Regions from separate parts of the Homo sapiens genome. Here region 1 is linked to region 2. Evidence: chromatin contacts called from ENCODE Hi-C data. All regions are on one chromosome and are shown on one strand. The core of a region is the stretch at or near the end of the contact, and the rest is flanking DNA. Distances in the headings are between cores, read along the strand shown.

Region 1 (7,204 bases), core at 4,705-7,204, 1.2 Mb before region 2:
AGTGGGATCTTGGGAAATAGCCTTTGTTCCCATGGTCTCGAGTGGATGCTGGGGTTCCCCGCCTCCCGGGGTCCACACCTCAGCTGCATCACCTGGTCAGGTGCTGGGCCCGGACGACGCCGGGGTGCGCACTCCAGCCCTTAAATGCCATCCTGGCTGCCTCCACGGCTGCAGCCACATCCTCGGCCTGTGCCTGCAGGCAACTGGCCAAGTTCTCTCCTGGGGAGAAAAGTGGGGGGACTCAGATGGGAGGAGTAGCCCATGTCATATCTGGAGGGGGCTGAGATTTTCGGAGCCTGGATCAGCCCAAGAGTGTAAAGCTGGTCCCCATTCTCTGCTGGGTCACGGCTATGATCACCTCCAGGGCAAGGAAGCTATTTTAACAGACAGCAGTCTCACAAAGCCTCCACAGAGACCCGGAACCATAATTAGGGTGACTGGTTTCAGAAGGAACCAGACATCGCAGCCCATCTCCCACCACCAGCTGTTTCCTGCCCTCAGGGCCCTAGGCAAGGGGAATGGGTGTTGGTGGGTAGGGCTAGAGGGCACAGATACCTCCCTTCCACTAATGACTGGGGGACATCTCGTACCTGTGATGGGATCCTGGCAAGGCACTGAATTTCTGTGTTCAGGCTTTAACCACTTCCCATTCACATAGTGGCCCAAGCACCGGTCCTGGGTGTCCAGCCAGGCCTGGGGGAGGTAGAGACAGTTTGGAAAGGGGTTCGGGAGGAGCTGGGGCAGTTCAACCCCTACCCAGAATCCTCTAGGAGGGGACGTCTGTCTCCCTCTGCCCCATCAGCTAATTCTTTTCCTCCTATTGCTTTAAAAAAAAAGTTTGTGGTAAAATAGAGCATTTCAAAGTGTATAGTTCAGCAGTTTAGTGGCATTCTGTGCATTTACAGTGTTGTGTAACCATCACCACTCTAGTTCTAGAACATTTTTTCATTTTTTTTTTTTGAGACTGAGTCTTGCTCTGTCACCCAGGCTGGAGTGCAGTGGCATGATCTCAGCTCACTGCAAGCTCCGCCTCCTGGGTTCACGCTATTCTCCCGCCTCAATCTCCTGAGTAGCTGGGACTACAGGCGCCCGCCACCACATGCGGCTAGTTTTGTTTTTGTATTTTTAGTAGAGACGGGGTTTCACCATGTTGGTCAGGCTGGTCTTGAACTCCTGACCTCAAGTGATCTGCACGCCTTGGCCTCCCAAAGTGCTGGGATTATGGATGTGTCAACATCTTTAATTCATTCAATTAGGGTCTCAACTGAGTCCTTGGGCTGGTGCCACAACAGTGGCACCTATTTGGAGTCCACTTTGGGAGGCCGAGGTGGTCTGAGCCTAGGCATTCAAGACCAGCCTGGGCAACATGGTGAAAGCTCATCTCTACAAAAAATACAAAAAGTTAGCCGGGTGTGGTGGTGAGTGCCTGTAGTCCCAGCTACCTGGGAGTCTGAGGTGGGAGGATCACTTGAGCCCAGGAGGTAGAGGCTGTAGTAAGCCAAGATCACGCCACTGCACTCCAGCCTGAGTAACAGAGCAAGGCTCTGTCTCAAAGAAAAAAAATTTTTTTACCACATCTCACTCACCACATCTCCTCCATATTTCTTTCTTTCTTTTTTTTTTTTTTGTTTGAGACAGAGTCTTGCTCTGTCACCCAGGCTGGAGTGCAGTGGCGCGATCTCTGCTCACTGCAAGGTCCGCCTCCTGGATTCACGCCATTCTCCTGCCTCAGGCTCCCGAGTAGCTGGGACTACATGCGCCTGCCACCACGCCTGGCTAATTTTTTTGTATTTTTAGTAGAGATGGGGTTTCACTGTGTTAGCCAGGATGGTCTTGATCTCCTGACCTCGTGATCCGCCCGCCTCGGCCTCCCAAAGTGCTGAGATTACAGGCGTGAGCCACTGCGCCCGGACTTCTCCTCCATATTTCTTTCTCATCCTGGTCACGTCTTCCCTGATGCTAAATCCAAAGCACACTGCTCACTTGCTCCTTCTACAGACTCCCCTAGCATCTCTGATGTCACATATTCCTGATTTTTCTCTTACTGGCCCTTCTTTCTTTTTTTTTTTTGAGATGGAGTCTTGCTCTTGTCTCCCAGGCTGGAGTGCAATGGTGCGATCTCAGCTCACTGCAACCTCCGCCTCCTGGGTTCACGTGATTCTCCTACCTCAGCCTCCCAAGTAGCTGGGATTACAGGCGGCCGCCACCATGCCCAGCTAATTTATATATTTCTAGTAGAGATGGGTTTTTACCATGTTGGCCAGGCTGGTCTCGAACTCCTGGCCTCAGGTGATCCACTCGCCTCGGCCTCCCAAAGTGCTGGGATTACAAGCATGAGCCACTGTGCCTGGCTTCTCCTTTCTCTTTAAAGCAAAAAAGTTACTTAGAAGTTCCAAACTCAAACGCCCACAGGGAGAGAGACATCTGTGAGAAAGTCAGGGATATTTGAACATGAACTGGGCATCAGATGACATTAAAGAATGATTGTTGGCCGGGCATGGTAGCTCACATCTGTAATCCCTGCACTTTCCCACGCTGAGACGGGAGGATTGCTTGAGCTGAGGAGTTTGAGACTAGTCTGGACCTACACAGCAAGACCCCATCTCTACAAAAATAAAAGTAAAAAATTTGCCAGTCATGATGATGCACACTTGTAGTCTCAGCTAGTCAGGAGGCTGGGGTGGGAGGATTGCTTGGGTCCAGGAGTTTCAGGCTGCAGTGAGCTATGAACGCTACTGAATGCTAGCCTGGGCGACAGAGTAAGATCCTGTCTCAAACAAACAAACAAAAAACAAAAAGAATGACTTAATGTTAAGTGTGGTAACAGACCATGGTAGTTTTGTAACAAAATGAGCCCTTATCTGTTAGAAGAAAGGATTCAAATATTTATAGGAAAATACTGTGACATCCAGGATTTGTTTAAATTACTCCAAAGAAAATACAGAAGGAAACAGCGCTGGGATAAATGTTGATGATGGTTGAGGCACAGTGATGGGTAAACAGGAGTTCAAAATAAATGCTAATTATTCTGTGCAAGTTGGAAAGCTTCCCCCCAAAAGAAAAACAAAATTCCAAAAGAATGTCCAGAGGGTTCCAGGAGGCCTGAGAAGAGGGCCTGGATGAGAAGAGGAGCTTAACGATTCATGGAAAAGACAGGAGCTATTGGTCCCAGATGACTTTTGTCAGGGAAGTTGAGCCAAATGTTGACACATTTTGGAATTTTATTTTCAAGAGGACCTCCCGGATGTTTACATGGAATCAATTGTCCAGCATTTCACATAAAAAAAAAATAAAGTTCACGCCAAAGAAAACATGTTTGTTGGTTGAGTCTGGCCCAGAGACTGTACGGTTGAGAACTTTGCTGGTGTAGGCAAGACCACGGGTCTGAAATGCAAGGACTCAAGTCCAAGTCTCAACTTCACTTTTTATGTTTTATTTTTATATTAATAGAGATAGGGCCTCACCATGTTGCCCAGGCTGGTCTCAAACTCCTAGGTGCGAGTGATCCTCCTGCCTCGGTCTCCCAAACTGCTGGGATTACAGGTGTGAGCCACTTGCCTGGCCTCAACTTCTTTTTTTTTCAGGGGGGACAGGGTCTTATTCTGTCACCCAGGCTGGAGTTCAGTGGTATGATCACTGCACCTCCCAGGCTCAGGTGATCCTCCCACCTCAGCCTCCCGGGTAGCTGGGACTACAGGTGTGTGCTGCCATCCTCGGCTAATCTTTTGTTTTCTGTTTCCTTTTTTTTTTTTTTTTTTTTTTGAGATGGAGTTTTGCTCTTGTTGCCCAGGCTGGAGTGCAGTGGCGTGGTCTCGGCTCACTGCAATCTCCACCTCCTGGGTTCAAGCGATTCTCCTGCCCCAGCCTCCCAAGTAGCTGGGATTACAGGTGCCTGCCACCACGCCCAGCTAATTTTTTGTATTTTTAGTAGAGATGGGTTTCACCATCTTGGCCAGGCTGGTCTCGATCTCCTGACCTCATGATCCGCCCGCCTCGGCCTCCCAAAGCGCTGGGATTACAGGTGTGAACCACTGCGCCCAGCCATTTTTGTATTTTTTTTGGAGACAGCGTCTTGCTCCGTTGCCCAGGCTGGAGTGCAGTGGTGCAATCTCAGCTTACTGCAACCTCTGCCTCCTGGATTCAAGCAATTCTCCCACCTCAGCCTCCCAAGTAGCTAGGATTACAGGCAAACACCACCACGCTCAGGTAATTTTTGTATTTTAGTAGAGATGGGGTTTCACCATGTTGGCCAGGCTGGTCTCGAACTCCTGACCTCAGGTGATCCGCCCACCTAGGACTCCCAAAGTGCTGGGATTACAAGTCTGAGCCACCACGCCTGGCCCAATGTTTTGTATTTTAGTAGAGACGAGGTTTCACTATGTTGCCCAGGCTGGTCTCGAATTCCTGAGCTCAGGCGATCTGCCCGTCTTGGCCTCCCCAAGTTCTAGGCTGTGCCAGGGTTCTGATCCAGTTCCTTCCACTTGGATCATTGCTCTGGCCTCCTGCCCTCCCCCTCAAAGAAGCCTAAGCTCCTTTCGCCTGGGTGCTGGGGGACCCTGGGGGATCATGAGAGCCCCGTGAAGGAATTCTGAGAGTGCCTGGGGAAACGACAGAAAGTTTGAGGTGCCCTACTCATTTGCAGGAACCCCACGAGGGTTCTGGGGGCCTCTGAGGGGTCATGGGAGTCCTAGGGAGGTTCTGAGGACCCCCAGGGGATCATGGGACCCTCACGAGGACTTCAGGGGTTCCTGAACAATCATGGGAACCCTATGGGACATTCTGAGAGCTAGAGAGATCATAGGAGCCCCGTGAGGGTATTGTGAGGGGCCATAAGTAATTACAGGAAGTCCTGATGTGGCTGGGTGCAGTAGCTCACGCCTGTAATCCCAGCACTTTGGGAAGTCGAGGTGGGTGGATCACTTGAGGCCAGGAGTTCGAGACCAGCCTGGCCAACATGCTGAAACCTTGTCTCTAGAAAAAGTACAAATATTAGCTGAGAGTGGTGGCGCGCGTCTCTGGTCCCAGTTACTTGGGGGGCTGAGGTGAGAGGATGGCTTGAGCCCAGGAGGTTGAGGCTGCAGTGGTGTGATAGCGCCAGTGCACTTCAGTTTGGGCGACAGAGTGAGACCCTGGCTCAAAAAAAAAAACAAAAAAAAAACCCAACCCAAACCGGAAGTCCTGATGTATTCTAGGCTCCTGAGAGTTCCGATGAGGTCACATGAACCCCACGAGTATTGAGGGGTCCTATGGGATCACGGGGGCTCCATGGAAGTTCTGAAGGTCTCTGGGTAATCAAAGGGATGAAGGGAGTCCCTCAGGAGGTCTGGGGTGCTCTGGAGGCCCATGGAAGCCATAGGATGTTTTGAAGAGTCGTGGAAAGACAATGGGGGTTGTGGGTCACTGGAGCCTCACAGGAATCCTAAGGGGTCTGGTGGGTGGCGTCAGGTTCTGAGGGGACCCTGAGGAATCACGAGAGCGTCTAGAGGAGTTCAGGAAAACCGCGGAAACACTACGAGGAGTTCAGGATCAAGGGGCAAGAGAACCAGTGGGGAAGACCGGAACAGACTAAAAGGCTGCCACCGCCAAGGCTCAAGGGAGCGTCCTACAGGGCGCGATCCTATTGGGCGGCGGGAATCACGGGGACTAAGAGAGGCGGAGCGGCTGAGCTACCGCAGTGGATGACGGGACTCCCCGCGAAAAACCGGGCGCCCAGGCCTGGGGAACGCAGCGAGCAGCGCCGGCCGGGCAGACTCTCACCAGTGCGCATGCGTGGCTCTCCGGCACCGGTCCGTACTCCAGCGAGGTGAAGATCTCGCGGGCGCGGGGCCCTGCACGCGTCGCAGCCATCGCCTACCCCGAACGCTTTCCGCGAAGACTGCGGGGCGCTCTGTGTTAAGGGGAACCTTGAGGTCCGAAGAGCGACACCTCCGGTTCCAGCCCAAAGGGGCGGGGCTAATGGGAATGGGGTGGGGCTACAAGATACAGAGAGCAGCCACGCCCACACTTTTTCCTTAGGACCCGATGGCCCCGCCTACGTCCCCCACGGGGAAGCGTATTTAGGAGCATGCGCACTGCTTAAAACGGGGAGGAAGGGGAGACGGCGATGTGGGTACTTTGCGAATAGTTAGGAGGGCTCCGGATTTATGAGGATCGGCGTGGCCGGGCACGATGGCTCTTGGCTGTAATCCCAGCACTTCGGGAGGCCGAGGCGGGCGGATCACCTAAGGTCGGGAGTTCGAGACCAGCCTGACCAATTTGGTGAAACCCCGTCTCTACTAAAAATACAAGCATTAGCCGAGCTGTGGTGGTGCGCGCCTGTAATCTCAGCTACTCAAGAGGCTGAGGCGGGAGAATCACTTGAACCCAGAAGGTGTACGTTTCAGTGAGCCGAGATCGCGCCACTGCACTCCAGCCTGGGTGGCAAAGGGAGACTGTGTCTAAAAAAAAAATAGTAATAAAAAAAAAGGGTCGTCCTATTGATGCGTCTTCCCAGTGCCTTGTTTTATAGTAGCAGGAAGTGCAGGTTTTGTTTTACCTTTTATTTTCTTGAGACAGGGTCTCCCTCTGTCGCCCAGGGCTGGAGTGCAGTGGTCCGATCACGGCTTACTGTCGCCTCGACTTTTCAGGTTTAAACATTACTCCTGCGTCAGCCTGCACAGTAGCTGGGACTACAGGCAGGTGCCATCAAGCCTGGCTAATTTTTTTTTTTTTTTTTTTTTTGGTAGAGACAGGATCTTGCTATGTTGCTCAGGCTGGTCTCGAACTCCTGGGCTCAAGCGATCCTCCTACCTCGGCCTCCCAGCCTCAAAGTGCAGCTTTTCTAATTATATTGACTAGAGGTCTAGATCTAGATCTAGACCTGGCGGGTCTAGATCTGGACGTATTAGGATCTAGAGCTGGCAGGAAGTGATAATTCAAAGATAAAAAGGGTACCTTTTAGGATGGACATTGAGATTAAGGTTTGGAAAATGCAACCTTCACTGCAAAGTAAGGGGGCCAGTTTTGGTTGTGGAAAGAGTGGAAGTCTGGCGCTTTTTTTTTTTTTTTAAGAGATGGGGTGTGGGACGTTATCTCATTGTATTGCCCAAGCTGGTTTCGAACTCCTGGCCTCAAGCGATCCTCTTGCCCTGGCCTTCCAAAGTGCTGGGACTACCGGTAGGAGCCACAGCGCCCAGCCGGAAGTGTGGCTTTCATAGATACAGGA
Region 2 (6,634 bases), core at 2,924-5,423:
TCATTAGAGATGACTCACACTCCTTACCCTGCCCCTTTTGCCTTGTATCCAATAAATATCAGCACAGCCAGGCATTCGGGGCCACTGCTGGTCTCCGCATCTTGGTGGTAGTGGTCCCCCGGGCCCAGTTGTCTTTTCTTCTATTTCTCTGTCTTGTGTCTTTATTTCTACGATCTCTCGTCTCCGCACAACGGGAGAAAGACCCACAGACCCTGTAGGGCTGGCCCCTACACTGAATGTCTGTTTATTTATATGCATAATAATCAACTCACATGTTCCAACTGAACAAACCAAATATTTCTATCCAATTTTCAATAAAAATATAAAAATCTACATATTTCATGTGTTTATGTTTGTTATGTCTCTCACAGCCTGCAACAAATTTAATTTAGCTATCCTCTGAACTACAAGCTTCCCTTTGTTGTAACGAACACTTTTCTTTTACTTAAGTATCGTTATTCCAGAGTTAATATAGTATGCATTCAAATTACTTCTTATTTAGTATTATTTTACCTAGTACCATTATATATTTAATTTTTTCTCATGAAGCCAGGCACAGTGGTTTGTGCCTGTAGTCCCAGCTACTCGGGAGGCTGAAGTGAGAGGATCCCTTGAGCCCAGGAGTTTAAGGTCGCAGTGAGCTATGATGGCACCGCTGCATTCCAGTCTGGGCGACAAAGCAATACCTCATTTCAAGAAACAAAATGGAATCTTTTCCTTATAAGAATCTTAAAGAAGGTGTACATTATCTTGGCTAACTTTCTATAGGATTAAGTGGAAGTTATTGAGACTTGGTCTACAGTCTTCTTTTTTTCATGAGTCAAAAAGCATCTCTCACTTTAGTTACACCTGTATTAGGAGAGTTATGATCAATTACAGCAGTTGTAGTTTCTGAGAACTTGGATAAATACAAACCTGAATTACACAGAATTTATGTAAATCCAGATATTCAAAAATGAGAAATAATGTAATATATGACCAAAGTAATATCAAGACAACATACAATTAAATCACTCAACAATTACTGGGAATATGTATCAAGGCAAGAATTGTAAAATTCTACCTGGTACTTCTGAAATGAACAAGGCAATGAGAAATAACAGTTTATCTTGTCTATTACTGAGTATCAATGAAAGCAATAAGGTGAACGGAAAAGTCCATGCAAACTCCATTTTCAGAATAACGAGGAGACAGATAGAATTCACAGATCCACATGTTTCTCACTGGCTGACAAAACTGTGTTAAGTCAGGGTGAAGCATAGCGGAGGAACAGGGAGGAAGTGCAGAGTGAGAAAACATAAAGAAGTCAGGAAGTGCCAGAAGAGTAATTTCCTGTGAGTAAAGCCTCATACTCGGTGATTTATCGATAGAGTTTGAATACAAGAGCTGTGAGGTCTGGGCAGTTGGAGTGGAGGCTGAGCAGGAGATAAATGTGGTAGAGGCGGTGTGGTTGGGAGATCCTTGAAAACAGAGAAATGCCCTAGTATGGCAGAGTACAGAAATACTACAAAAACTCACTTGTAGAAAGAACATTCTGCATATAATCAGGCATGGAACGGTCCCATGCATTCCATAATAATTAAGAAAAAGATATTGGCAGAGCATTGCTTAAAGGCACTGCAAGAAAATAGGTGAGAAGACCAGTAAGTTTTATTTATTTATTTTATTATTTTATTATTTGTTTTCGAGATGAAGAACAATCAAAGGAAAATGATGGACGGAAATTAACAATCATTCTTGGGCGGGGGGAAAAACTCCACCCACAATTCCTAAGTAAAAAGGGTTACACACATTCTCGGCATAATAAGTCTCTCTCAGGCCAAATGTGTTCATGTGAACACTATGAAGGCATTCCAGCTGAGGTCAGGAAAATACCAAGTATGACCTTCCCTATTTAAGTTAAAATATTGGAAGCTTATTCCAAAATATTGGAATAAATTTGAAATACAGTGATTGAATGGAAGGACATTAAATTATAACTCATTAGACATGTTATTTTACTCTATAGACAAACACAACAAATCACCTGAAATAAGCTATAAAAGATAAACCAGTAAGTTAGAGAAATAATCTTTTTTTTTTTTTGAGATGGAGTCTCCCTCTGTTGCTTAGGCCAGAGTGCAGTGGCGCAGTCTTGGCTCACTGCAACCTCTGCTTCCTGAGTTCTAGTGAGTCTCCTCCTCAGCCTCCCAAGTAGCTGGGATTACAGGCATGTGCCACCATGCCTGGCTAATTTTTTTTGTATTTTTAGTAGAGATGGGGTTTCACCATGTTGGACATGCTGGTCTTGAACTCCTGACCTCAGGTGATCTGCCTGCCTCAGGTTCCCAAGTGCTGGGATTATAGGCTTGAGCCATTGCGCCTGGCCAGAAGAATCTTAATGTACAAAAATGAATAGGTTTTTAATACAACAGACTATCCCAATTCCTTGAAAGAAGAAAATACACCCATTAAAACAGAAACTATGGTGCCTAGAATTAAACTGCACAAAAAACTACATGACCCATATAATTTTTTTATGTTGAAATAATTTTAAACATGCAAAATTAGCAAAGATTCATATAAATCCTCAACCAGCCTATCCTGATGTTAGCTATATATATAATTGTATTATATGTATAATAGTTGTTATATATAAAACTGTATATATACATTTATTGTATTATAATCATATATATACATTTATTGTATTATATATAATATACAACTGTATATGTAATTGTAATATAATAATTATATACATAATAGTATATGTAATACAAGTATCCAACCAGGAAATTGATGTCAACGTATCTTACCATTACCTAATGTGCAGACCTTATTTGAATTTTGTCAATATTTCTCTTAACGTCCTCTTTCTTCTCCAAGATCGAATCGAGGATCTCACATTGCACTCAGTTGTTATGTCCTTAGATTCCTCCAGGCTGTGACCGTTTCTTATTCTTCCCTTGTCTTTTGTGATTGTGACACTTTTGCTGAGCATGGCCAATTATTTTACAGAATGTTTATCAATTTGGATTTCTTTGATGTTTTCTCACGATTAGGCTGAGGTCATGCATGTTTGTCTTCTGTGTTCAGTCAATATGCCCCATCCTTTTTCAAATATTTCTTCATGTTCTGGCGTCAGAATTTGTTCCAATGTTATCTTATATATTCCTGCCCCAGCCCTCGAAGTAACCATTTCTCCACAGATACTTCAAAATAGTATTTAGAAACCAAGGCCGGGCACAGTGGCTCACGCCTGTAATCCCAGCACTTTGGGAGGCCGAGGCGGGCTGATCTCGAGGTCAAGAGACGGAGACCATCCTGACCAACATGGTGAAACTCCGTCTTTACTAAAAATACAAAAAATTAGCCGAGCGTGGTGGCATGCACCTATAATTCCAGCTACTCGGGAGGCTGAGGCAAGAGAATCGCTTGAACCTGGGAGGCAGAGGTTGCAGTGAGCCGAGATTGCTCCATTACACTCCAGCCTGGGTGACAGACGGAGACTTCATCTCAAAAAAAAAAAAAAGTAATATTGATTAAAAATCAAATTGCATGAGAATGCATAGCAGGATACCAAGCAAATACAACTTTTAAATATTACAGAAAATGATATTTAAAATACAAACCAAATACATAAATCATGCAGGCGGATTAAGACGTTTCTGGATAGTGGTAACAGCTGAGAGTGGCTGGATGAATTCCAGAGAAATTTCATATATTGCTTCAATTTTATTTAAAATATACTATTACCTATGTCTTAGATATTTTATTTTAAATAATGAACAAGGATATTATAAACTCTGCAGAAGTAAGTGTAATCGTGTTTTTTTCCTGCCCACATTAAAGATGGCCCAGATGCTTGCACTGACCCCATTGACTGCCCACAGCCATCATGGCGACCGGAAGTCCTGAGAGCTTACTTCCCTCAGTTCTCAGAAAGCCCACCTCCTCTGCGAGCGTTATTTCAAAAGAAGTTGAGAACCAGAGAAACCGACCTAAGGGGATTCTCCCATTTGGCCCGTCCTACCCTAAAGTCACCACCTGCTGCTTTTCTGGAGCGCTTACCAGGTGAGTTTCAGGAGCCCTAGTGTACAGGAAGGAGAAACGGAGGCTTGTTGGTAGGACACCGCCAGGCTGCTCTGTGTTCTGTTCCTCTTAGTCAGCAAGGAAGGAGTACGACAAAGTGAGAAGTTCATATGAGCGTGTCAGAAGGGGAAATAGGGCCCCTCCCTTGTTAAAAACAAAACCCTCTGGAAGCTCGGCATCCTGTCATAACTTAAATTTATGACTTCAGTGACTTGGCTTGGACAGTCTTAATAATCTCTCTCACACTCAATTTGTTTTAATTTCTGTAATAATAATTTTTATACCAATGTTTATGTTGTTAATACTAATAATTTTACACTGTAACTGTATAACTTTAATTATTAGAAGTGTTAACCTAACTAACAAACATATGAAAGCTTCCTAAGGGAAACAATTTTTTTTTCTTTTTGAGATGGAGTCTCGCTCTGTGGCTAGGCTGGAGTACAGTGGCATGATCTTGGCTCACTGCAACCTCTGCCTCCCAGGTTCAAGCGATTCTCGTGCCTCAGTCTCCCAAGTAGCTGGGACTACAGGCGTGCACCACCACATCCAGCTAATTTTTTATTTTTTAGTAGAGACGGGGTTTCACCATGTTGGCCAGGATGGTCTCCGTCTCTTGACCTCGAGATCAGCCCGCCTTGGCCTCCCAAAGTGTTGGGATTACAGGCGTGAGCCACTGCGCCCAGCCGGAAACAATGTTTATTTGGGAATAGAGCATTGCAATTGGGAATAGACATGCCGTATTAAACTATGTGTATATTCAGGGAGATAAAGGAAGACAGAAATGGGGAGGATTGCATATTGTTTTAACAGAATTTTCCTTGGCTACAAAGATCAGTAACAAGGGTGACATTAGTCCTAGGTTGGACCAGCAGTTGCTGGGCAGCATTCCTTGCAGAAATATATATTTTTTTAAGGTTGTGAAGACCTTTATGTAAGGTTGTGGGTTTTGTAGAGTCTTTTTCATCTTCAGGCATGCAAGGATAAGAGCCCTCTCTTCATGGCCTTCCTGGCTCTATTTGTCAGGGTTATCTTAACATAAGTGACTCCATTTTGTTCTGACAACTTTCAGATTTCCCCTTGTGATCAAGAAGTTTCTCTGAAAGCACTCTCCTGCCTCAGCCTCCCGAGTAGCTGCGACTACAGGTGCCCACCACCACACCCAGCTAATTGTTTTTGTGTTTTTAGTAGAGACGGGGTTTCACTATGTTGGCCAGGCTGGTCTCGAACCCCTGACTTGTGATCTGCCCACTTCGGCCTCCCAAAGTGCTGGGATTACAGGGATGAGCCACCGCACCAGGCCTGCATTTCTTTTTTCAAAGAATTACTGTGGCATTTTTTCCAATGTCATTGTGTTCTGTGGTTCTTATCTAGTCTTCACATTTATTTACATAATGAACTTTCAATGATGGATTTCTACAGAATTTTTGTCACTAAGTGGTTGCCTAGAAGTATATATCCTAAGATTGAACATATTGAAATATGAGCTAACTTTTCTCATTCAATTATTGATTACTTAGTTAGTTTATTTATTATTTGGGGGATGGGATCTTGCAATGCTGCCCAGACCAGACTCAAACTCCTGGGCTCAAACTCCTACCTCAGCCTCCCAAGTAGGTGGGATTACAGGCATGTACTACTTCACCTGGCTCAATTATTTATTATTTATAACTCATTGTACATATATTCAGATAACTTAATCTGTGCATTAAACTCTTCCACTTTGTTGATAGTCATTTCTGTGTTTGCTATGTGGCTACATATGTATGCTATGTGTTTCCTCTATGCTTGAGATAGGATGATGGGGATTCTTCAATGGCTGTGTGAGTTGTTATTCTAGGGCACTTAAGTCAAGAATATGAATTGCTTTGGTCAATTTTTTATATCTTTACTGATACTCTGTTATTCTGTTAATTGCTGAAAGACTATTGAACAGATTTCCCACAAGAGTGGAGGATTATTCTATATCTGTTTATCATTCTACCCGTGTATACTATATACATATTGAAAGTGTGAATATGTATACACAAAATTAAAATTGTTATTCTTATTGAAGTGATCTACTTTATACTTAGTAATGCTGTTTAGGTAAAATATATTTTGTCTAATATTATTGGAGGTGCACCTGCTCCCCATTGATTACATTTTTACACAGATAGTCATCTTGCATTCTTTTATTGGAATCTTAATATAACTTCTTTGGGTTTATCCCCTGTAAGATGGAGGGAAATGCTCTTGAAGCCTAATTTGTCTGACATTCATATTGTTGCTCCAGATTCTTTTTAATAACCATGTATATGGTATATCACTGCCACTGTCATATGAGGGGTGGGGAAGTGGCCCCACTTGGAAACATTTTTGCAGATGAGTATTTAAAATGATAAATGTTGGCCAGGCACGGTGGCTCACACCTGTAATTACAGCACTTTGGGAGGCTGAGGCAGGTGGATCACGTGAGGCCAGGAGTTCGAGACCAGCCTGGCCAAATTGGTGAAACCCCGTCTCTACAAAAATACAAAAATTAGCCAGGCATGGTGATGCATACCTGTAATCCCAGTCA

Evidence for each region. Hi-C counts contacts between places; a loop is a spot of excess contacts on that map. Pooled maps may share reads with other maps.
Region 1: a pooled map shows a loop between it and region 2 (6-fold over the local background). The contact joins the promoter of ALDH16A1 here to the promoter of CARD8-AS1 in region 2. A Hi-C loop is called at or near these places in 6 of 50 pooled maps.

What each region holds. Positions count from the first base shown.
Region 1 is chr19:49,451,975-49,459,178 of GRCh38, reverse strand. It overlaps ALDH16A1 (aldehyde dehydrogenase 16 family member A1), which reads right to left and starts at 5,954. Exons shown (of 17, transcript NM_153329.4): 1 at 5,758-5,954; 2 at 591-693; 3 at 93-219. The coding sequence starts at 5,847. RefSeq lists enhancers at 4,402-5,361, 7,095-7,144, 7,155-7,204, 7,059-7,204.
Region 2 is chr19:48,253,214-48,259,847 of GRCh38, reverse strand. CARD8-AS1 (CARD8 antisense RNA 1) reads right to left here and starts at 4,173. Exons shown (of 2, transcript NR_040599.1): 1 at 4,054-4,173; 2 at 1,654-3,497. CARD8 (caspase recruitment domain family member 8) reads left to right here and starts at 3,936. Exons shown (of 14, transcript NM_001184900.3): 1 at 3,936-4,056. RefSeq lists an enhancer at 3,828-4,067.